Linked DNA regions of Homo sapiens: regions 1 and 2 are each linked to region 3. Evidence: chromatin loops called from intact Hi-C (ENCODE). Cell type or tissue: heart right ventricle. All regions are shown on one strand. Each heading gives the region's core, and the rest is flanking DNA. Links, peaks and the distances in the headings are about the cores only. Region 1 overlaps CPEB3 (cytoplasmic polyadenylation element binding protein 3). Region 2 overlaps CPEB3 (cytoplasmic polyadenylation element binding protein 3). Region 3 holds the start of LOC124902483 (a long non-coding RNA gene).

Region 1 (7,588 bases), core at 1,280-6,279, 150 kb after region 3:
TCTTAAAACAAAGTGGTGTACTGTGACACGTTGTAAACAGTCTCTATCATGTGTTAAGATGAATCTGATTCAAAATGCAGACTCTGTCTCTAAAAGCCTGCCTTAAAATAAAAAAACCACAGGCAGAGGTGGTTTCTGATGGTTTCATGGTATATGTCATATGTCTAGAGTGCTGAGTACAGTACCTGTAAGTAGATTCCCCAAGAGTTCTATTGAAAGGTACTTAATGCAGATTACGTTAACTAATTAACTGGATTTTGTTTGGGTCATGTTCATTGTGAAATGCACAAATCAGTGGGTTTGTCTTTAGTCATCTTATTCTCATTTGGGGTTGATGGAAATGAAGTAAGGACCAAGTAAACAACTTTTTTTCAGGTGCAAATTCGACCATGGAACCTAAGTGACAGTGACTTTGTAATGGATGGTTCTCAGCCTTTGGACCCCAGAAAAACTATCTTTGTTGGGGGAGTTCCACGACCCCTTCGAGCTGGTGAGTGGAAATAGTAATACCACAACAACAAAACCAACAACAACAAAATCCCCAATGCCTTTAGTCTTAAATATTTTCTAGGTTTCCAGTCAGCTATACATAGTCTCCAAAAAGAAGGCTGTCATCATTTTCACTGAGCTTTTTCAGGATTAAAGGTTTTCTCCCAAAATGCTCTATTTTGTTATGGTGCAAAAGTGAATTTCATTAAACAGTTATGTTGACAAAATGAATTCTATTTAGTGCTTTCCTATTTAATTGCTTATATAAAAAATAATAACACATTTGGCAATGTGCATTCTTATGCCAGTCAGCATTGTTATGTATGACAGAAATCTTTTTTAAAGCTTCCCTGTTGGTTTTTTTTTTTAAGTTCCTTTCCAGTGATGAAATAATTGTGCTGCTGGATTTGAGCAGAATCATAATTGACTGGAGAGTTTGAAGTGTTGTTGAACTGATGGCTTCAATACATATTTAAATCCAAAGACAAATCCAATCAGCTGTACATCAGCCTCCTAATAACCACTATTAATGCCAGTGGAGTATAACAAAATCATTTCTAAGATCTAAGTTTTTGAAGCACTTAGAATAATTAAGTTTATTTTTTTAAAGTAAGACAAAAAAAGTTACTGTTGCCACTGTGAAAGTACATTTCTTTTGTGTTATTTATATGCACATAGACTTAGTTCTACCTAAAATTAAAACAAAAAGCAGAGATCATTAAAATCATGTTGTGAAATGGAATTATAAAATGTAACCTAACGTTATTTAGCTGTATTACTTTCAAAACTTAATTCTGAAAGTTCCTCAACATTTGTAACATACTCATCCAAATCCCAACTCCAGCCTACACCTAAAAGATAACTTTAGACCTATATAAAGACACTCATAATTTCATTTTGAAGAACTTTTAAACATATTTGTTCTGATTGGGTCTTATTTTCTTCATTCGAATGGAAAACTGTCAAATGAAAGATAGAAAGCAAAACAGCAGAGATGCTCCCCTTTTATCTGCAGTCGGAGAATAAAGTCTAAGAAGGGCTAATTCAAACGTGAAAAGCATTATGAGATGGGGGCAAATGCAGCCCTTTGTAAACTGTGCTTTAAAAAAAATGGTGGAGGTGTTGTGAAATATTTCTGACTTTTTCTAACTAGTGTTATATTTAGGAGTGGAGAGGGACAGAAATCCTTTTCCTTATTTTACAAATGGACAATCATTGCTAGTATTCTAGCTATTCCTTTTGCAACTAACTGCAAGCACAAATTAGTTTTTTTGTTTGTTTGTTTGTTTGAGATGGAGTCTCGCTCTGTTGCCCAGGCTGGAGTGCAGTGGCATGATCTCGGCTCACTGCAACCTCCGCCTCCTGGGTTCAAGTGATTCTCCAGCCTCAGTCCCCCAAGTAGTTGGGACTACAGGTGTGTGCCACCACACCTGGCTAATTTTTGTATTTCTAGTAGAAACAGGGTTTTGCCATGTTGGCCAGGTTGGTCTTGAACTCCTGACCTCAGGTGATCCACCCACCTCAGCCTCCCAAAGTAGTTGGGATTACAGGCGTGAGCCACCACGCCCAGCCACAAATTAGTTTTTATGTTCTAGCCCCTTTCCTTTTTTTCCTAGATAGGAATCTGAAAAAATATTCTGAAAAAGCCCTATAGTTATAAAAATAACAGAATTGGCTGTAACTTCTTATGTCTATCTAAGTCACAGACATACAAGTTTATACATTAAACTTCAATTTGTATTATTCACTCTTTATTCTTCCTGTTTTAATGATTTGGAAGGATAGGTAAGGGCCTATGTATCATTTTTCTTCTGTAAATCCTGTGAAGATACCTTTTCCAAAAGGTTGCTGTATGATCACACCAACACTGCAAGAAGTGAACCCCTGGGCATGAAATTATATTCTTTAACATTTGGTATCTGCAAGATGCCACAAATTCTAGGATTAAACAAGAATTATATTTAGTTGTCTAGTAAGAAATGGGATTTTGTGTTCCCTGACTAGATACTATATTATACCTTTCATAATTTGAAGTTCCTTTTTTTTTTGAGACGGAGTCTCACTCTGTCACCTGGGCTGGAGTGCAATGGCCCGATCTCAGCTCACTGCAACCTCCACCTCCCGGGTTCAAGAGATTCTCCTGCCTCAGCTTCACGAGTAGTTGGGACTACAGGCGCACACCACCATGCCTGGCTGTTTTGTATTTTTGGTAGAGACAGTGTTTCACCATGTTGGCCAGGCTGGTTTCAAACTCCTGACCTCATGATTCACCCGCCTCGGCCTCCCAAAGTGCTGGGATTACAGGTGTGAGCCACCGTGCCCAGCCGAAGTTCTCTTTTTTTTCAACTAAGCTAAAATTTTTTGTTTTAAAATGTTTTGTTTTTATAGTTATGTGGATAGTAATCTAAAATCACTTGAATTATTGATAGGGTTCCTCCCATGCCAACACTTCCCTTAAGCATAGCTAGTTTCTAGGTGGCAAAGTAATCTATATTATTGTCTTAGAATTTTACCATTCATCCCAAGACTTCTAGTTTAGAGGGCCATGTTATCAAGACAAAAAGTTAACATCTGCAACTTTTATGTATAATCCTAGGGATTGGGTTTCTTTGAAACACACTGAGCTTTGGGAACTGATGTATACCTTGGAATAGAAGACGTTTTTTAAAGGAATTCATTGTGACTTTGCTAGACAAGCTGAAGTTGAATACAGTACAGTTCACTTGAATGATAAACATTTATTGAGCATCTACTGTATTACTGGCACTGAGAAAATATGTGTCATGCAAAACTGAATATCCCACTATCATGTTAAAGAGGTAATCATTTACAGACAGTCAAAAGATTTCAGAAGAAAACAAATGTGTTTATAGAATGTGAACTCAGAATTAACTGGAGACCAGATTATATTCTTTAACATGATTTTCAAATTTGGTTTTGAAATGCTTTAGAGCATTTTTTATTATTTCCAAGGGATATTCTAGTTATGGAATTTTGGAAAGTCTAAAACTATTTTAAGCATTTTATGTAGACTGATCCTGGACTAGATATGGGTGTCCCTACTCAACAGGTGTGATTTTAGATGTCCAGGTGGATTTTTACCTTATTCAGGGCCAAAAAGTATCCCTTAATATGTCACAGTGACTAAAATGTTATCACTGAAGTGTTATTCCTTTGGATCTTGTGAGTTTTTTTTTTTTAATCTTTGATATTTCCTCATTGTAAGACAAGGACCAATATCACTGATAGTTATTCTGAATACAGGCCTTATCCCTTTAAACAGAAATATACAAACACCTCTTAAAGAAAAAAGGCAACCTATTTTAAGCAGTATTGTCCTGAGTTTCTGGTTCTTTGATAAACCTTCCTTTTAAAAACTCAGGTTGGACCAGCCTGGGCAACATGGTGAAACCCTGTCTCTACAATAAATACAAAAATTAGCCAGGCATGATGGCACACTCCTGTAGTTCCAGCTACTTGGGGGGCTGAGGCAGGAGAACCACTTGAGCCCAGGGAGCTCGGGGCTGCAGTGAGCTGAGATTGCATCAGTGCACTCCAGCCTGGGTGACAGTAAGACCTTATCTCAAAAAAAAAAAAAAAAAAAATTAGGTTGGAAAAAAATCACAGTCCTAGAAAGGAAAAGAAAAGCAAAGCTGAAAATGGGAAAATATCAGTGGAAAATTTAGATGAGCTTACTCATTGCCTGATTGTGGGTTTTTCTATGTCAAATAATACACATTATTACTGTCTCTTCCTTTCATCATTCCCATCGGTGACAATAGCAAGCCAACGATGGTTTGCCTGAAGTCTCCTGGTGTTTATCAGATCTTGTTTTCTTTCTACTCCCCACCTCACCCTGCCCTCACATTAGGAAAGCCTGTAAGTAGACTCACCGTGCCACCATGTGGCTAAAGCTCGCATATTCTTTAGAGTCAGTACAGGGTAATAATGGGCAGTTTGATTCTCCTCCTGCTGCCACCTGGAAGTACAACACGTTGCCACTCTGCTTCATTCACGTAATGTGAATCTCCATACAGAAATAGCCCTGTTGCATATCTCTGTGGCATTAGGACCTCTCCAGAATGCATATCTCTTCACTCTGACAGAAAATAAGTGCCAGACTTGGGGGTTATGATATCACCAGGAAAAAGTAGAGAGTGAGGTATGTGGTCTCTGTACTCTTCCCCAGTTGATTAACATGAGTATTCCTCTGATCCCAAATTTCTTGGTTTTGGCATCTGATGGGAGGACTGCCCCAGTGACCAAGCTTTTGGATCCATTCATTCCCAACCTTGATCAGGCTGGAAAAACTTTCAGTCTTTCTCATTAGAAGCATATAAACTGTTCTTGACTTCATGACTTCCTTAGGCCCTGCAAACAGATCAATCTTGAGAGAGTGCTCATCTGAATCCCCACAACCTACTGTTTTCTCGTTCATCTTTTGGTTCTATCTTTCCTAACAATTGCTGTGATAATTCCTTCCTTTCTTTTTTTCCCCTACCAATATTCTGTGGTGAATCCTGAAATTTCTTTCTCTGCCTTCCCCACCTGCCCTGACTGTTGTGAGGATGGTTTTTCTGTGGGAGGTAAAAATTTGTGAAGTAAATATTCAGAGATATGTGGCATATATCTAGAGAACATATATCCTGAATTTTTCTAAGATCATTTATTTCAGACATTTTATATAAACATTTGATAGTTCACATGTATTAGAAACCATGTCCTGATTTGTGACTTAGGAAACAGGAGTATATTATAACCCTATCCTTTATTGTTGTTTTATGATATGGTTGCAGGCAGAAACCATCCTGTATCAAGTTTTTCAACAGTAGAAGCTTTTTCACCATGTCCTAAGTTCAGTATGGGTTGTCCCGGATAAACTCCAGATTTGGCATACTGACTTGATTAACTGTATTACCTTTAGGGATAAGGGTTTTCCTAATGTTAGTATGTGTTTGTGTCCTCCCTCTGCACCAAAAGCAAACCCTCATCCAAAGCTGATGTCAAACTTTGCCATATCAGTGGCAGGCTGTGTGATATTAGCATAAAACCAAAATAACACTGCAATGAATTGATACTTATAGAGCATAAAACCAGGCCAACTTAAATGTTAAGCAGAGATTCACAGGGTGGGAGAGGGGCAAGAACCCTGGACAAAACTAAACATTTGAATACCACTCTGTCCTCAGCAGTGTGCCCAGAGCTCTCATGGATGTTTAATTCTCACAATGACCCTGTGAGATTGTAAGTGGTAGACTGCGCTTTCGAGATGATGAAGCAGAGTTCAGATAGAGTAACTGGTCTTTCTCAGGTCGAAAGAAAGATACTTTATTAAGCTGAGATCTGAGATGTTGTCTCAGTAACAGTAGTAACAGTCTACTTGGTACCAGTGTACTCTGTCTGATTTAATTCATTGTTCATACCATCTATTTGAAAATATTCTTAACTTCCCAACATATCTGATGCAGAGCAGAAGCTTATGAGCACATTTCTTCCACTTGAAGTGTGTGAATTGCCCTTGAACCAACTTGACAATTGTGGTAAACCTAGAAAGTCCTCCTCAAGTTTAATCTTCCTTTCTTTCAGAAGTCAAGACCTCTTTGATATCTTAAGGTGCCCTATGCCTCTTGCCTATCTGTTTTGTCCTTATTTCCAAAGAGAAGAAATATGGATTATAGATTCGCAGTTTAGAATCTGTAGAGACGAATGTGTTATTTTCCTCTGGAATCCTCATTTCTACTCTATCTCGTTTGGCTCTCCAGTATCTCAGACTCACATGTTGCCTTAGCTGGCTTTGAAATGTATTATAATTAAATGATATAAATAGGGCCCTAAGGTGAACCCATGAAGAAGGAGTCATCATGGGTTTCCTCTCTGGTGAACTAAAGACCCTTTCACATCTTTGTAAAGAATTGGGAGCAGGCCAAGCACGGTGGCTCACGCCTGTAATCCCAGCACTTTGGGAGGCCAAGGCAGGTGGATTACCTGATGTCAGGAGTTCAAGACCAGCCTGGCCAATATGGCAAAACCCCATCTCTACTAAAAATATAAAAATGAGTTGGGCGTGGTGACTGCACTCCTATAATCCCAGCTACTTGGGAGGCGGAGGCAGGAGAATCGCTTGAACCCTGGAGGCGGAGGTTGCAGTGAGCCGAGATCGTGTCACTGCACTCCAGCCTGAGCGATAGAGCGAGATTCCATCTCAAAAAAAGAAAAAGAAAAAAGAAAAAAGAATCAGGAGCAAATCCAAGGAACCATAATTGAAGCTTATATTCAGATTCAGAGATGTAGTCATCACAATCCAAAGGAATCCATGGGGATGCTATGCTCCATATTGCTGCAGTATTCTAGTTTGCCCCTCCAGTCTGTGGCACAGTGACGCTCATCACAAGAGCCAGCATGTGGATTAGACTCATTGTGTTGCTGCTACCATGGAAGTTGTTCATGAGACAACTTAAGTTGTCTTAGGATCACAGAGCATCTTGTCCAAAGTATGGTATACCCTTGAACCATAGCTATTAGACCGCCATCTTCCCACCATGACCAGACAGACCAATGAGCACTGTCTGGATGGGAAAGAAAATAAAAAGTAGTTTGGAAAGTCTCGACTTCCTCGTGAACTATATACCTATTTTCACCTCTGTGTGAACTCTGGATTCCTTCGCCTCTATGCCCTGCTCTGCTACCCTCATTTTCCTCAGGTTAAATGTTAAGAACATCCTCCTGGGAGCTACTTTGTCTCTGCCCTCTGCAGAGGATGGTTTCAAATGAGGACTAGAAATTCTGTTTAGTACTTAAATGAGTTCATTTAAGTATGCTTAATAAAGTATGCTGAATGAAGACTCACTGGTTGAGCAAAAGACCAAATATGAACAGCAGTTGTTTGACTATTGTTTACTTCCCTTCAAGGGTGGTCATAGTATTAGACTTTCTGTAGTTAAAATACAGATGAGGCCGGGCACGGTGGCTCACACCTGTAATCTCAGCACTTTGGGAGGCCGAGGCAGGCGGATCATGAGGTCAGGAGATCGAGACCATCCTGACTAACACGGTGAAACCCAGTCTCTACTAAAAATACAAAAAATTAGCCAGGCGTGGT
Region 2 (7,588 bases), core at 969-5,968, 140 kb after region 3:
AGCATGTGTGTCATATCCCACCTCGGAAATCTTTAGCATTTCTGATCTTGATTTATTTATTTGTTTCTTGAATTCTTGGTCTAAATTGTGGTTTGGGGCTGGGCACGGTGGCTCTTGCCTGTAATCTCAGCATTTTGGGAGGCTGAGGCAGGAGGATTGCTTGAGGTCAGGAGTCCGAGGCTGCAGTGAGCTGTGATCACACCAGTGCACTCCAGCATAGGCAACAGCGAGACCCCTGTCTCTCTAAAAAAAAGAAAAGAAAAGAAATCATGGTTCGGACACCTTCCATCATAGGAATTTCTTCAAAGAAGGAATTTCTTTTCCAAAGTGAGAGACATATCTCCTATTCATTATACATTTGATTTTTTTTTTGCCCTGGGTGTCTGAATCTGCAAATTGGTCCAGAATTTCTTAGTGCTTGAATCTTTGGAAGCTGTATTTTCTTTTCAGGGAGGTCTAAAAAACGTTGCATTTCCAGCCGGGCGTGGTGCCTCACGACTATAATCCCAGCATTTTGGGAGCCAAGGCGGGCGGATTATGAGGTCAGGAGATCGAGACCGTCCTGGCTAACACGGTGAAACCCCGTCTCTACTAGAAATACAAAAAAATTAGCTGGGCGTGGTGGCAGGTGCCTGTAGTCCCAGCTACTCAGGAGGCTGAGGCAGGAGAATGGTGTGAACCTGGGAGGTGGGGCTTGCAGTGAGCCGAGATCGTGCCAGCCACTGCACTCCAGCCTGGGTGACAGAATAAGACTCCGTCTCAAAAAAAAAAAAAAAAAAAAAGTTGCATTTCCATTGTACTAAATGGTAGCTAGTGGACAAAATAGCCAACGCCACCCCTTAAGGGATAATGTTCAGTGTTTTCCAGAGTGTGTTCTGAAGAATACTTGTCCCATCAAAGACTAATCTCTTGAGAGGATCTTCGACAAAAGGTTTCCTCATAATGGTAATAGGTGTCATTTTTTGAGCACTTACTTTGTGCATTGTATATCCATTTTGTCTTTTAATTAAAGTTTCCTTAGCCAAAATCATTTGAGAAACATTGATATATTAAGGTTCTGAGAAGTCTTACAATATATACATTTGTGTAAAATTGTTTAATCCAGCATTTTACATTCCTGCTTTGGGGATGATACTCGTGCAGATTCCTGTGGAATTAGTATTCCATGAAGCTCATTCAAAGAATAGGCATCTTCCCAGGAAAAACTTAGGTAACCTGAACTTTTATGTGTACATTCCTCTCAAGAGTTTTAGTAATCAGCATGCCAGTAACAACATCCTTGTCCTAGTACCATGGAGCTGAAAGTTCACATTTATATAGACATTGGACAAAGTTGTCTGGCTGGAGTACAAGATTGCCTGAGACTGTGAACCTGAAAGTTAAAATAGCTGGATACAGTGCTAGTTTCACTGCTAACTCATTTTTCTCAAGCTTTGCTAACTGCTAGTTTTGTTAGTAGGTCCAACAAATGTCCATTGGTCATTTCTTGATGCATTGCAAACAGGCATAAAGAGTGGAGAAAAAAGAGTGGTTAGTCACTCACTAGTAAAAATTCATGTTGACTTGTTCAGGAGCCTATCTGGAAGCTGTGACTGGTGGCCAGTAGCCTGGAGGACAGGGAGCCTTGTAGGCACACAACATGATTGTAGTAGAAAGAGTACGTGTAGACTGTTTTATAAACCTGGAGTTCAGTTCCAAGATGACTTCACTCTTCTGATCCTTAGCTTCCTTAGCTCTAAAGTAGGGATAATTTTTAGAGCATATGGTGTGGTGCTGTTTAAGTGTGACTGTAAAATGCCTAGCACAGTAGTGCAATATAAGTGCTCAAAAGTGCTTTTTCTTTCAAAAGGGAATCAGCTATTATGTTTATGCTTTCTGAGTGACGAAGCAGCATCAACAGTCATGATGAACACTAGATAATTCTGATCATTGAGTGGGTCTCACCTAGTGGCATCAGAAATTTGCATTCATTAAGCCCAAGACCTTGGGCATCCACTGGTGACCAAAATATACCCTATTTTCCTACCCCTGGAAGGTAACTTTCAGTGGAGTGAGGAGAGTGATCTGGGAGCTGTAGAAGAGCAGCTGCTGGACATGTTTTGTGACACCAGTGTCAGCACCTCAGGAAAACATTTGTTTACACACCAAACGTGCACAGAGCACTCACTAATGGTTAGGCACTGTGCTGGGCAGTTGGGATCCACACAAATATATGGTTTCAGCCTTAGAGGATCTTAGAGTCCAATAGAGGGAAATAGACATATGACCAGTAAATGACCTAAGGAGCCACAGATGCTCTGAAAACCTGAAAGTTAAAATAGCTGGATAGAAGTATTAGAGGGAGTAGTTGTGACGGGGAGAGCGCTCAAAGGGCAGAGTACGCAGATGTTTCTGAGGCAGTCAGAAAAGCCTTTAGAGAGGTGTTGACTTGAGTCTTCTGAGCATAATATTTAATTGATAATGGCTTTATTAAATCAAATATAGTGCAAAGATATACATAACCATTTTCATGGGGCAGTTTATGCATGCTGTATTTCTGCACTGAGTGCCCTTATGAAACAGTATACCGAATTGTTCGAATTGTTCATCAGTAACTGAAGTTCCCAAAGGAGTTGTAAAGCCTGTAGCTTCCTTGCATCAGATAATAGGCTCTGCAGCCTGGTGATGGGGGCAGGAGTTTCCTTTTTGTACCTGGACTGTTTCCTAAACCTGAGGGTGGACTTGGAGCATCCAAGGAGGATGTGAAAGAATTTCCTAGGGTTACTTTTGGCTCCCTGTCTAGGAAGAATCCTGGCTATTTTGATGAAGATTTTCTATTTCTACTTGGAGACTACTTGTATCTAGGGAATGGGAGGAATAGTCTGAATGTGAGAGTTACAGCTTTTTGCCTTGAGGCCTGACGGAGGTCTGACTGAAGCCCCCAGAGCTACCCAGGATATAGTCTTACTAAGGCTAAAGACTCCTTTCTCTCCACTACCCCCAGAAGATGCAGGGAAGGCATCTCTTCCTCTTCAGCACTTGAGAATAATAGATAGCATCTAAACTCCTGAAACTGGCTGACCTATTTGTTAGGGAGCTATGTGGTCAAAATTACGTTGAAATGAGATGCCAATATCAGTGTGCTGTAAAGAGTCTAAACCACAATTATTGTTGTGGCTCTTAGTTTTGGTGATTAATAATAAACCAACTCCTTATGCCATGGAAGAGATAAAGATGCCTCACAAACCACAAACTAGTTTGTTTGTTTATTTATTGAGACAGAGTCTCTCTCTGTCACCCAGGCTGGAATGCAGTGGCATAATCTCGGCTCACTGCAACCTCTGCCTTCCAGGTTCAAGCGATTCTCCTGCCTCAGCATCCTAAGTAGCTGGGATTTCAGGCACATACCACCACGCCCAGCTAATTTTTGTATTTTTAGTAGAGATGGGGGTTTCACCAAGTTGGCCAGGCTGGTCTCGAACTCCTGACCTCAAGTGATCTGCCTGCCTTGGCCTCCCAAAGTGCTGGGATTACAGGTGTGAGCCATCACACCCGGCCACAAACTAGTTTATTTCTGATATTGCTGGGGCAATCCAGTCATTTTGTGAAGTCTGTGATGCTTAAAATAGAATTGCTGACAGCTGGGGTGGGTCTGAGTTCATCACCACTACAACTGAGCTGTTGCAGCTGTATGTCAGCAGACCTAGGTTTAGCTGACTCATCCTGGCTATTAGGATGAGCTGGGGTGCTGCTTCTTGTTGGGGAGAGCAGTCCTGATGGTTCTGCAGTATTGTTTTTCCAATTTATGTAGACTAAAAGGATTGTAGGATTGGGGAGAGAAAAATGGAGACTTTTTTCCTAAAGAGCTTGAGTTTGAACGGTACTGAAAAGAGGAAAAGGAAAAAAGAAATCAGAGTATGGGGGAAGTAGCTGAGCTCTGAACCAGGTCCTTTTTGGGAAAAAGAACATACGGCTTTGAGGGGGTCTTTGGTCAGATGGTTTCCCGAGCTGGCCACCTGATTGCACTGTTGACACCGAATGGTTTGCCATTTGGAACTGCCTTGAGATGAACAGATGAAAATGAAATCCTATGCAGTAGGATGTTCATGTGATGGGTGTTGTAACCTAAAGAAGGGACCATACAGAGTGAGATGTTAAAAATGAGCTTGACGATATGTATAGGTAGATGAATATCTAAATACTAAATTGTAACTGAGAGAACTCTAGCTGTAGGGATATGTGGTTATGTTGAGAAATTTGAAGTCTTGAGGTTTGTGTTAAAAACTGTTCTTGGCCGGGCACGGTGGCTCACGCCTGTAATCCCAGCACTTTGGGAAGCCGAGGCGGGTGGATCACGAGGTTAGGAGATCGAGACCATCCTGGCTAACAGGGAGAAACCCCTTCTCTACTAAAAATACAAAAAATTAGCTGGGCGTGGTGGCGGGCACCTGTAGTCCCAGCTACTTGGGAGGCTGAGGCAGGAGAATGGTGTGAACCCGGGAGGCGAAGCTTGCAGTGAGCCGAGATCGTGCCACTGCACTCTAGCCTGGGCTACAGAGCGAGACTCTGTCTCAAAACAAAACAAAAAAACAAAAACCATTCTTATTGGCTGGGCGTGGTGGCTCATGCCTGTAATCCCAGCACTTTGTGAGGCTGAGGTGGGCGGATCACCTGAGGTCAGGAGTTCGAGACCAGCCTGACCAACATGGAGAAACCCAGTCTCTACTAAAAATACAAAAAAATTAGTGGGGCGTGGTGGCGCATGCCGGTAATCTCAGCTACTTGAGAGACTGAGGCACGAGAATCACTTGAACCTGGGAGGCAGAGGTTGCAGTGAGCAGAGATCGTGCCATTGCACTCCAGCCTGGGCAACAAGAGTGAAACTCTGTCTCAAAAAACAAACAAACAAAAAAAAACCTATGTTTTCTCCTTGCTGCTGGGGGGAAACAAATATGTTTTCTCCCTGTGGCAAGGGGGGAAAACAAAAACAAAAAATTGTGTTTTCTCTTATCCTGTAATTAAATTAGATACAACAAAAATGTTTTCCTGAGACAAGGGCTGGTTCTGTCGCCCAGGCTGGAGTGCAGTGGCTTAATCATAGCTCGCTGCAACCTCAAACTCCTGGGCCTAAACGATCTTCCCACCTTAGCCACCACATCTAGCTAATTTTGAAAAGGTTTTCATAGAGACAGGGTCTCACTATGCTGCCCAGGCTGGTCTCGAACTCTTGGCCTCAAGTAGTCCTTCAGCCTTGGCCTTCCAAAATGCTGAGATTATATAGGCATGAGCCACCATGCCTGGCCAGAAATGCTTCTTTTTTTTTTGAGACGGAGTTTCACTGCCCAGGCTGGAGTGCAATGGCGTGATCTCAGTTCCCTGCAACCTCTGCCTCCCAGATTCAGGCAATTCTCCTGCCTCAGCCTCCCGAGAAGCTGGGATTTTAGGCACCTGCCACCACATCCAGCTAATTTTTTGTATTTTTTTTTTTTTTAGTAGAAATGGGGTTTCACCATGTTGGCTAGACTGGTCTGGAACTCCTGACCTCAGGTGATCCACCTGCCTTGGCCTCCCAAAGTGCTGAGATTACAGGCATGAGCCACCACGCCTGGCCAAAAATGCATTTTATATTTAATTTTAACTAAGAGGTTCTGGTCAATTGTCAATGAAATTTTCATTTTAGGAAATGATGTTATCATATAGCATTCTGTTTAAAGAAATAATGCATAGTAGAGGTCAGGCACGGTGGCTCATGCCTATAATCCTAGCACTTTGGGAGGCTGAGGTGGGCAGATTGCTTGGGCCCCTAAGTTCAAGATCAGCCTGGGCAACATGGCAAAACCCTGTCTCTACAAAAAATACAAAAATTAACTGGGCATGGTGGCGCATGCCTGTACTCCATGTACTACTGTACTCTAGCCTGGGTGACAGACTGAGACCCTGTCTCAAAAAAAAAAAAAAAGACGAAAAGACCCATATTGCATGTCTTGTTTTTCCTAGCCCTTGACCTAATCGTATCCCTATTAATGACCTTTAGTTTTAAGTAGGATGAAACTTTAGTTTTTATATGGAGCTATAATTATTTTGCTCTTTATTGATAAAAATTTCAAACTGGGCTAGGCATGGTGGCTCACGCCTGTAATCCCAGCACTTTGGGAGGCTGAGGCGGGCAGATCACTTGAGGTTAGGAGTCTGAGACCAGCCTGGCCAACATGGTGAAACCCTGTCTCTACTAAAAATACAAAAATTAACTGGGCATTGGGGCAGGCGCCTGTAATCCCAGCTACTCGGGAGACCAAGGCAGGAGAATTGCTTGAACCCGGGAGATGGAGGTTGCAGTGAGCTGAGATTGCACCACTGCACTCCAGCCTGCTTGACAGAGCCAGACTCCATCTCAAAAAAAAAAAAAAAAAAAGAAAAAAAGAAAAATAGTTAAACTGGTTTGGTAACATATCTTTTATACAGTTTAGCCAGAAAACTTTCAGTTCTTTGAACAGCTATCTAATGTTTCAGTTTAGTATACTCTTAATCATTTAAAGTTAAACTCTATAGAAGCGAACTTTTCAGAGCAATAGCAAGAAATAAGTGAGGAAAAGGCCTGGGATGGAGTGAAGTTTCTGAAAACTTCACACTGAGGTGGTTGAATCACCTGATTTTGAGACCATCCCGACCAACATGGAGAAACCCCGTCTCTACTAAAAATACAAAATTAGCCAGGCGTGGTGGTGCATGCCTTGTAATCCCAGCTACTTGGGAGGCTGAGGCAGGAGAATCTCTTGAACCTGGGAGGCAGAGGTTGTGGTGAGCCAAGATCGTGCCTTTGCACTCCAGCCTGGGCAACAAGAGCGAAACTCCGTCTCAAAAAAAGAGTAAGGTATAGTAGGGCAGAATTATTGGAAGTGTAGGTATTAATAGGTGTCATGCAAAAAATGGGGTCTATGGAAATAATTTTAGAAATGCTGTGAGTTAAACAACATTGAACAGATTTTTTTTTTTTTTTTTTTTTTTTTTTTTTTTTTTTTTTTAGGCAGAGTGTCACTCTTGTTGCCCAGGATGGAGTGCAATGGCGCGATCTTGGCTCACCGTAGCATCCACTTCCTGGGTTCAAGCGATTCTCCTGCCTCAGCCTCCCAAGTAGCTGGGATTACAGGCATGCACCACCATGCCTGACTGATTCTGTATTTTTAGTAGATACGGGGTTTCACCATATTGGTCAGGCTGGTCTCAAACTCCTGACCTCAGGTGATCCACCCACCTCGGCCTCCCAAAGTGCTGGGATTACAGGTGTGAGCCACTGTGCCTGGCTGAACAGATTTCTATAGAATTTCTTAGAGCCTTTAATTAAGTACGCTAATGGGTGCCATGAAACTCCAAGAAGGAGAAGATAATCTATAGTTTTTCCCCAACACTGCTTATCTGGCAGACCAACCCTAGGGACCCATGTTCCACAGAACACACTTTGGGAAACCTTGAAAAGGAATATTAGTGATTTCACTACTAACTGTTGATATTATTAATGTTAAGTTCTTTTAGATTTCTTGAAGGCTGATGTTAAAGTCACTATATGGTATAAATTATTATATTTATACCACTCAGCACTGTGTTTGGTTTT
Region 3 (7,588 bases), core at 1,010-6,009:
AGATTTTAAGTATCTAACATTCTCCAGTAGTTCCCCCTCCCTTGCCTATTCCTCTCCACCCCAGTCTCTTTCTAGTAGGATTCCTATTGCTAGCTACCCAGTCATTACCATTCTAACCATTTAAGGTAGCTCTGCTTGGTTTATTTATTCTGAATACTACAATTCAGTTTCCCTTTATCCTGGCTTCCTATGGCAAGTTGACAAACCAGTTTATTTTTTTCCCTTTTATTTCAACAACTCGTGATTTAGATTGGTTAGGAGGATATAATGTAATCAGGACACAACCTTTTCCCCTCAGAATCTGTATTTGTGAGACTTCCTCCTTTCCCGGCTGAACGTGCTGAAGTCAGATCGAGTACCTTGTGAAGGACTTCAGCCCCCACAGTTCCCTGTGTGCGCATGCCCTCTCATCTTACAGTTGTCAAAGTGCTTTTGCCAGAGCGGTCACATAATCAACCTGAAAGAAGAAAATAAATACTGTATACTTTTAAATTTTATCGATTCTTAAAAACTGGACACTCAAAGGTAACTGCTACTAAGATTTTGTTACTTGAAATTGGGTTATTGCATGTAAAAGAATATCTATTGTGTGTGGTGGGGGAGGGGAAGGAGGTATCTATTTCTCACTTTGCTGTAAATAAGCAAAAACAAAAACAAAAACAAAAAACCCAAAAAAACAAAAAACAACCCCAAGAACACAAAACAAACTATACAGGCAGTTGCTGAGAGACGTTGAATACTACCTTTGCAAATTTTATGTTAATCTATTGCTTACCTTTTGTTTGAAAAGGTCTTATTTATTAAAGGTGGGTCTTGACCTTGACAGAGTGAATTTATGCAGAAAGCAAAATTTATATTTTTAAGGAGTGTTGAGAAGAGAAATGGGTGTTCCTGGTATAAAATTTTTAAAATTCAATGAATATGTTAACATTGATTACAGCTACTATAAAATGTTCTGAGTCCAGCTTACTTTTTGGCTTTTTTGCTGAGGTACAGCATTAATTTTTCCATGAAGAGCATGTAGTTTAAACTGAAGGCATTAACAGCAAGCATTGATACAAGCAACCGGAAAAGCAGAGTGATATTAAAATTATAATCAAATGCCTATTTCAGCCATGATGATATGGCTATTATAAAGACAATTCTAGCTCACTGGAAGTGACTCAAATCTCAGATTATAATGGTTTACTGCAGCACCGTTTAAACCAAGTATGAAAATGTCTCTTTCTGTGACCATCTTCTGTGGCAGCAATAGAACTTTGTGCTGTCTAAATCAAAGCTTCATTTGCCTCTTTGTATTGTATTTTGCAATACTGATCAAAGCCATTGTTTTAGACCAAGGGAACTGAGGAACATAAAAGCAATCTTAAATAGATTTTATTGGTAGTAGCCGGCAATCTGTGTTGTATATTATATTGAGTTGGGTTTTTTTCCCTGGGGGGGTTGAAGGGAGGAAAGGCAGGGGAATGAGGAATAGAAGGGAGAGCAAGGTGGCTGCGAAGCATTTCCTTTAGCCCACCACTATTTTGTGTATGAAACTTTGAAATAAAAGATACTAATGAACCATTTTAATGATAGTCTCTAATAAAATAATAGAACTACTTTTAATCCCATTTGTCTGATATATTTTGCATAATAGTTAATATTTTCATTTTCTGATATGTTGATTTTAACAATAATTATTATCATGAGGATGTCTAGAGGCAGAGCTTCTGTGTGTATCTGAATGCCTTTTCACAAGTGTCCTGAGAAAGATTCCTCTCCAAGTATCTGGGTTAATTAAGTAACTGCATTAAATTTATTAATAACTTTGTTGCAATTGTACTGAATCATCATCTAAAAATAATTATATGTTTGGTCATATGCCCCTTTAACATTTCAAAATATTTGTTTTTAGGGTCTCAGCACTGTAATATTTATATATTTAAAGCAATTAACATGTTCTAAGGACAAGCTAACTACATGTATGGCAGTCTCCGGGTTTTGAGTGATTAGTAATTTTCATCCTTGAATAAGAAAACAGGCTGTATGGTAGAGGTGAATATAGCCCTTCTCTGTGAGATGGAAAATACCATACACTCCTTATATGGCTAAATGAAGCAGTGATGGCAATGCACTATAATTACAATGTATGAAAATTTGAGACTTTGTACTCCTCTATTTTTAACACTTTTGCTAGCATATGGTAATTCAGGGTCTTCAAACCATAGTGTTTCGCTGCTAATACTAGTGATAAGAGAATGGATTCTAAATTTGCCAAAGTCTTGTGACCAAGACAGCAGCAGGAGGATTCAAAATTGAAAATCTGACAACCCCAGAATTATCTTGACTGTCTACTTAAATCTCTGAGGGTTTTTTTTAAAGCCCCACCCCCACCCTATCTCACAGGCGCTCGCTCGCTCGCGCGCACTCTCTGACCTTAAATCCAACCAGAAGCATTTCTCCACTCTGCAGAGAAATTCTTAGGCTCCTGTTGAGACCTGAAGCACTGCGATGCCAAGAAATCTCTTGTGCGGCAGAATTGGAGACAAGAAAATTGGGGAATAAGCAGAAAAACCATAATCCTTAGAGTAACAAGAAGCAAGCACTTCCAAACGTTTCAGTAGGTTTTTACTTCTTTAAAAACGTTTTTTTTAAAATTAACTGTCTCCTAACAAAATGGAGTAGCTGCAGCTACTGGGAGGCCAGAGAATGATTGTGCAGCTGAGTCCTTCTAACAAATGCCAAGGATTCCTCCCTCGTGGTTCGCTGCAGCTAAATGAAACAATTACCAACGCAAGAAGGCAGTTTGCTAATCAAGAGGGCTAATACTGGTTTTTTTGTTTTGTTTTTTTAAAAAGTGTTCGAGCTGGGGAAGGGAGAAGAAAGGGTCGTGTGTGCGGTGTCTTTTTAACCTTGCTGAAGGACGCAGCAGTATTTATTGACGTATGCAAATAAGTGGGGGAGGGTGGTGCTTGGGAAAAAACAGGAACCAGAATCAGTTTCTCATTGCAGGGCGAACGCTCTGAGTTCCGGTGAAGGGAAAAGAGACGTGGCGAAATTGCTGTCTTTTCTGTCTTATAAGCACATCTCTCACTAATACAGAAAAGGAACCAAGACATCTGAAAGGTTGAAGACGCTCTCACAGTATTTTTAGAGACCTTGCTCGACACCTTCCCTATTCCCCACCCAACAGCCTGACCTGTTCTTCTAAATGGGAGATTATGGATTTGCATTGCAATTGGCTAGTAGCGGTGGCGATGGATTTTCGCAAGTGAAACACCCGCCCGCTTCAGCGAGGGACATTCATGATCACATTGACAATAACGCGTCTCTCTTTTTTCCCGTTTCAGCTGCGCAAACCATGCAGGATGATTTACTGATGGACAAAAGCAAAACCCAGCCCCAGCCCCAGCAGCAGCAGCGGCAGCAGCAGCAGCCCCAACCTGAGTCCAGCGTATCCGAAGCCCCGTCCACGCCCCTCTCCTCAGAGACCCCCAAGCCGGAGGAAAACAGCGCAGTGCCGGCCCTCAGCCCAGCCGCTGCCCCCCCGGCCCCCAACGGCCCGGACAAGATGCAGATGGAATCACCGCTCCTGCCAGGCTTGAGTTTCCATCAGCCTCCTCAGCAGCCGCCGCCGCCTCAGGAGCCCGCGGCACCGGGCGCGTCGCTGTCGCCGTCCTTCGGCAGCACCTGGTCCACGGGCACCACCAACGCGGTAGAGGACAGCTTCTTCCAGGGGATCACCCCAGTCAACGGGACCATGCTCTTCCAGAACTTCCCGCACCATGTCAACCCAGTCTTCGGAGGCACTTTCTCCCCGCAGATCGGCCTGGCGCAGACCCAGCACCACCAGCAGCCGCCGCCGCCTGCGCCCGCGCCGCAGCCGGCACAGCCAGCGCAGCCACCACAGGCGCAGCCCCCGCAGCAGCGCCGCTCACCCGCCAGCCCCAGCCAGGCGCCCTACGCGCAGAGGAGCGCCGCCGCGGCGTACGGCCACCAGCCCATCATGACCAGCAAGCCGTCCTCGTCTTCGGCGGTTGCAGCCGCTGCTGCCGCAGCCGCCGCCTCGTCGGCCTCGTCCAGCTGGAACACGCACCAAAGCGTGAATGCAGCCTGGAGCGCACCGTCCAACCCCTGGGGCGGCCTGCAGGCGGGCCGGGACCCTCGCCGGGCGGTCGGTGTGGGCGTGGGTGTGGGTGTCGGGGTGCCTTCCCCGCTCAACCCCATCTCGCCGCTCAAAAAGCCCTTCTCCAGCAACGTGATCGCGCCGCCCAAGTTCCCTCGCGCGGCCCCTCTCACTTCCAAGTCCTGGATGGAGGATAACGCTTTCCGGACCGATAATGGTAACAATCTGTTGCCATTTCAGGTAATACTCTGCTGCACCTACACACTCCTTCCCTCTGCCCCGCTCCTTTTGCCACTTCTCTGACTTTTAATCATCCACCCGCTTATATTTAAAAAGGGCAGCAATGTCCAGCTCCTCTTTCCCCTTCCGAAGCCTCCAGTTCTTTAGGGCTGTTCCATTATCAGAGGATGAGGTTGGGAGAACATTGTGATTACTGGAGGAATCGTATTCGTCCCTTCAGGGTAGAAGAAGCCTTTTTCTTTTAGTTTATTTTCTCCTTCATGGTGTTTGTACCTCTTATTTTGACTTCCTTTGACAAGTAAAGCTGCAAGTGTGTGGCAAGGTGCCGGCATAGTCCCAGGATGAGTAGGCTGAGATTCCTATCATTTTGAGTAGCTACACATTTCAGGTTATGCAATCCTGAGCTCAGGGTGCCGCCTGCAAGCGGTCCACACCCAAACCACCCTGACTTTACTCTTAAAGAGGTTAACAACCCTTGAGTGGTGCTATTTCAGACGGTTGCGTATGCTCAGTTAAACTAATGTGAACACATGTGTTTATGTCTCGCTAAGGTGCTAGAATCATTAATAACAATCAGCATATTGCCCCTGCTGGGAAAATTATGAGTGTGAGATCCTAATAAACACTCACTACTGTGTAAGGGAAGGAGGTGGAAGAGTGGAAATTCTAAGGGCAACCCTCTCCATGTTACCTAGAAGAAGGATTTTTTTTTTTTTTTTCGGAGGTAAGAGACAATAGGACGTGACCTTCAGAGCCATATTGCAATGGAGTCTATTTGCTAGCTAGCACTGAAATATTTAAAGCTGCAGTGTCCTTCATCAGTTGGGTTAAGAAAATACAGATCAATTACATCATTTGAAACTGGGCAAAGTGAAAGTCTTGCAACTTTAATGAAAAATGAGTCCTGTGTCTTGGTGTTAAATGCCAATGAAAAACTCAGGATGTGCCCCAGACAAAAAGGTTGAAATGAAGAGTGTCCTTATTTCTGTTCTTGCTTTCTGATCTAGTCCACAGCCATAGCAATTGGCAGTGTCCTGGGCATCTTGGGTTGGAAAGGCGTAGTGCGGGTGTGTGTTCACAGGCGGCTTTTGCTCCCAGGCAAACACTTATCCTTCACTTAGAAGTTGATTTGGCTGTAAGCTTCTAGGCTCAGTTAAAGAAAAAGGGGAGAGGGGAAGGCCTCCAACAAGACCCAATTTGGATGGTCAAGGAAATGAAGCAGAAATCCTTTGAGGAGTGCTTGGTAGAGCTGACAGTTTGAGAGAGGTATAGTGTCAGGTGCAGATGCAGTCTTCATCTCTTTACATTACAGATGTTTGGAGTGGCTCCCATTCATGAAGGAAGAGATGAGGTTATTGAGAAGGACATGACTCTCTAGGCTAGAGTAATGATTTTTAACTTTGATGACAGAGGATCTTCACAAGGAATTTTCACAAGGATCCTTCAGGAATGGACGATTTCAATATTAAGTTATATTTTTTTCCCATTCTAAAGTTTGTTTATTTTAATAAAATGAGATGTTGCAAGGTGGGATTCATTTCATAGAGAAAAGGAGGAATTTGCTTTCTGGAATTTATGTGCTTATTTTTGGAGGGGGTAGAGCAGGGAGGCTGCATTTGGTAGGAAAGGCCCTCTTTTTCTAACATTCCCTCTCTTTATTCTCATGCTCCGTACCTGAGTTCAGTCTTAGAGGATAACCTAAAATCTTATAGGGAGTTTTGGGAGCTGATAATATAGACAGATCTTGTTATCTTTTTCTGGGAGTTGACTCTGAATACAACTAGCTATTGGTGAATTATCTCCTGGCATGGGGATTAGGGAGAGATTAAATCCACATAGTTTCGTCAAACCTGATATTGACGAGGAGTATAGGGATTGCCAGTTGTTACACAGCAAACCATTCACCAATGATGCTAATAAGAGCCAAATGGACTGGATTCAGTATAGTCTCATCTTTCCATCCCTGGTGATGCTATTGGATAGGCAAAAATGGCCAAAAGATTTGTAGGAGGACAGATTTGATTGAAAATTGAGCATTATTTATTTGGCCTTGGGAAGAATTACATATACATTATGTCTCATTTCTTTTTCATAAAACAGAGCTTAGGGTTTTGGAGCAATTTTAGGATCAGAGGAGGAAGTTGGTTGTGCTTTGGCTGGGATATTAGACTTGATTTCTGTTGATAACCGTACCAAGTTTGTGTTAGAAACAAAGAACACCTGAGTCTTGTGTGCAGAATTTTGTGTATGTGCATTTATTGAAATAATTTTTCTAAAAAAGGAAGAAAATATCTTAAGTGGTTTCGATGATTTTTTCAAAATATTTATTCTGGCAAATGTGATTTTATTTAAATCAGAGTTTATTTTATAGAATAGCAACTTTATTTTTTATTTAACAGATTTTTGAGCTATTAATAAAAGAGTCTTTCTGCAGTGATCTACTCTAATGTATGTTAAAATTTTTAAAGAAACCCATTCTACCCTGCACTGCTTCTTTTTTGCCAGTTTCTGCCAACACAATAGATTTTGAGTAGCTTTACTTACATGGCTTATATTGCAAAAGCAATCACTGTATTTTATGTGTGTGTGTGTGTGTGTGACAATGTTTCACTTTTGTTGCTCAGGGTGGAGTGCAGTGGCATGATCTCGGCTCACTGCAACCTCTGCCTCCCGGTTTCAAGCAATTCTCCTGCCTCAGCCTCCCGAGTAGCTGGGATTACAGGCGTCCGCCACCACGCCCGGCTAATTTTTTATATTTTTAGTAGAAGCAGGGTTTCACCATATTGACCAGGCTGGTCTTGAACTCCTGACCTCAGGTGATCCACCTGCCTCGGCCTCCCAAAGTGCTGGGATTACAGGCATGAGCCACCATGCCCGGCCTAGCAATCACTGTATTTGAATGTTGTTTTACAAACTATAATACTTCTTTATTCTAATAAAGTTTATTGGTTTCTCTGGGTTTTGGTGGCTGCTTTCTTAGGGATTACTTTTATCTAAAAGTCACTTCATTTCTATAAATAGGGAGACTGAGATCCTGAGAGGTAGAGTGACTGAACTCAGGTCCTACAGTTCTAGCTAATTTTGTTGTATGTGTCCTTAACGTCCATGTAGTGCAGGTGCTGTCAGGTAGAATTCATTTTAAGTAAGATTCTCTTTGGACTCCATTCAGAGGGACTTAGTGAAGTTTTCTATTAGGCTAATGCATCTTGGTGATGTACCTCTCAGCAACAGAGCTCAAGA

What was found. Peaks named below come from ENCODE experiments on the same cell type or tissue, not always from the same donor. Only the 100,000 strongest peaks of a DNase experiment are listed, where the experiment ranks them.
Region 1: it touches region 3 in a loop (6-fold over the local background); 37 of 110 quality-filtered maps call a loop at or near these places.
Region 2: it touches region 3 in a loop (1.9-fold over the local background); 10 of 110 quality-filtered maps call a loop at or near these places.

The regions. Positions count from the first base shown.
Region 1 is chr10:92,084,732-92,092,319 of GRCh38, reverse strand. CPEB3 (cytoplasmic polyadenylation element binding protein 3) reads left to right here. Exons shown (of 10, transcript NM_014912.5): 8 at 376-490. Among named protein-coding and RNA genes, the nearest start is that of BTAF1, 160 kb to the right of the region's middle. In heart right ventricle, for the core only: a CTCF peak has its summit at 4,390 (motif pointing left); a DNase peak (open chromatin) is centred at 4,399; H3K27ac peaks cover 1,691 bases.
Region 2 is chr10:92,097,574-92,105,161 of GRCh38, reverse strand. All of the region lies in intron 7 of CPEB3 (cytoplasmic polyadenylation element binding protein 3), which reads left to right. Among named protein-coding and RNA genes, the nearest start is that of BTAF1, 180 kb to the right of the region's middle. RefSeq lists an enhancer at 3,462-3,761. In heart right ventricle, for the core only: no CTCF peak of the experiment used is centred there; a DNase peak (open chromatin) is centred at 3,619; H3K27ac peaks cover 2,049 bases.
Region 3 is chr10:92,236,106-92,243,693 of GRCh38, reverse strand. CPEB3 (cytoplasmic polyadenylation element binding protein 3) reads left to right here. Exons shown (of 10, transcript NM_014912.5): 2 at 3,333-4,348. The coding sequence starts at 3,344. It overlaps LOC124902483 (a long non-coding RNA gene), which reads right to left and starts at 2,505. Exons shown (of 2, transcript XR_007062247.1): 1 at 2,419-2,505; 2 at 1-457. RefSeq lists silencers at 2,877-3,046, 3,057-3,106, 3,867-4,006. In heart right ventricle, for the core only: no CTCF peak of the experiment used is centred there; DNase peaks (open chromatin) are centred at 2,943, 3,353, 3,833, 4,173 and 1 weaker place; H3K4me3 peaks cover 5,000 bases; H3K27ac peaks cover 5,000 bases.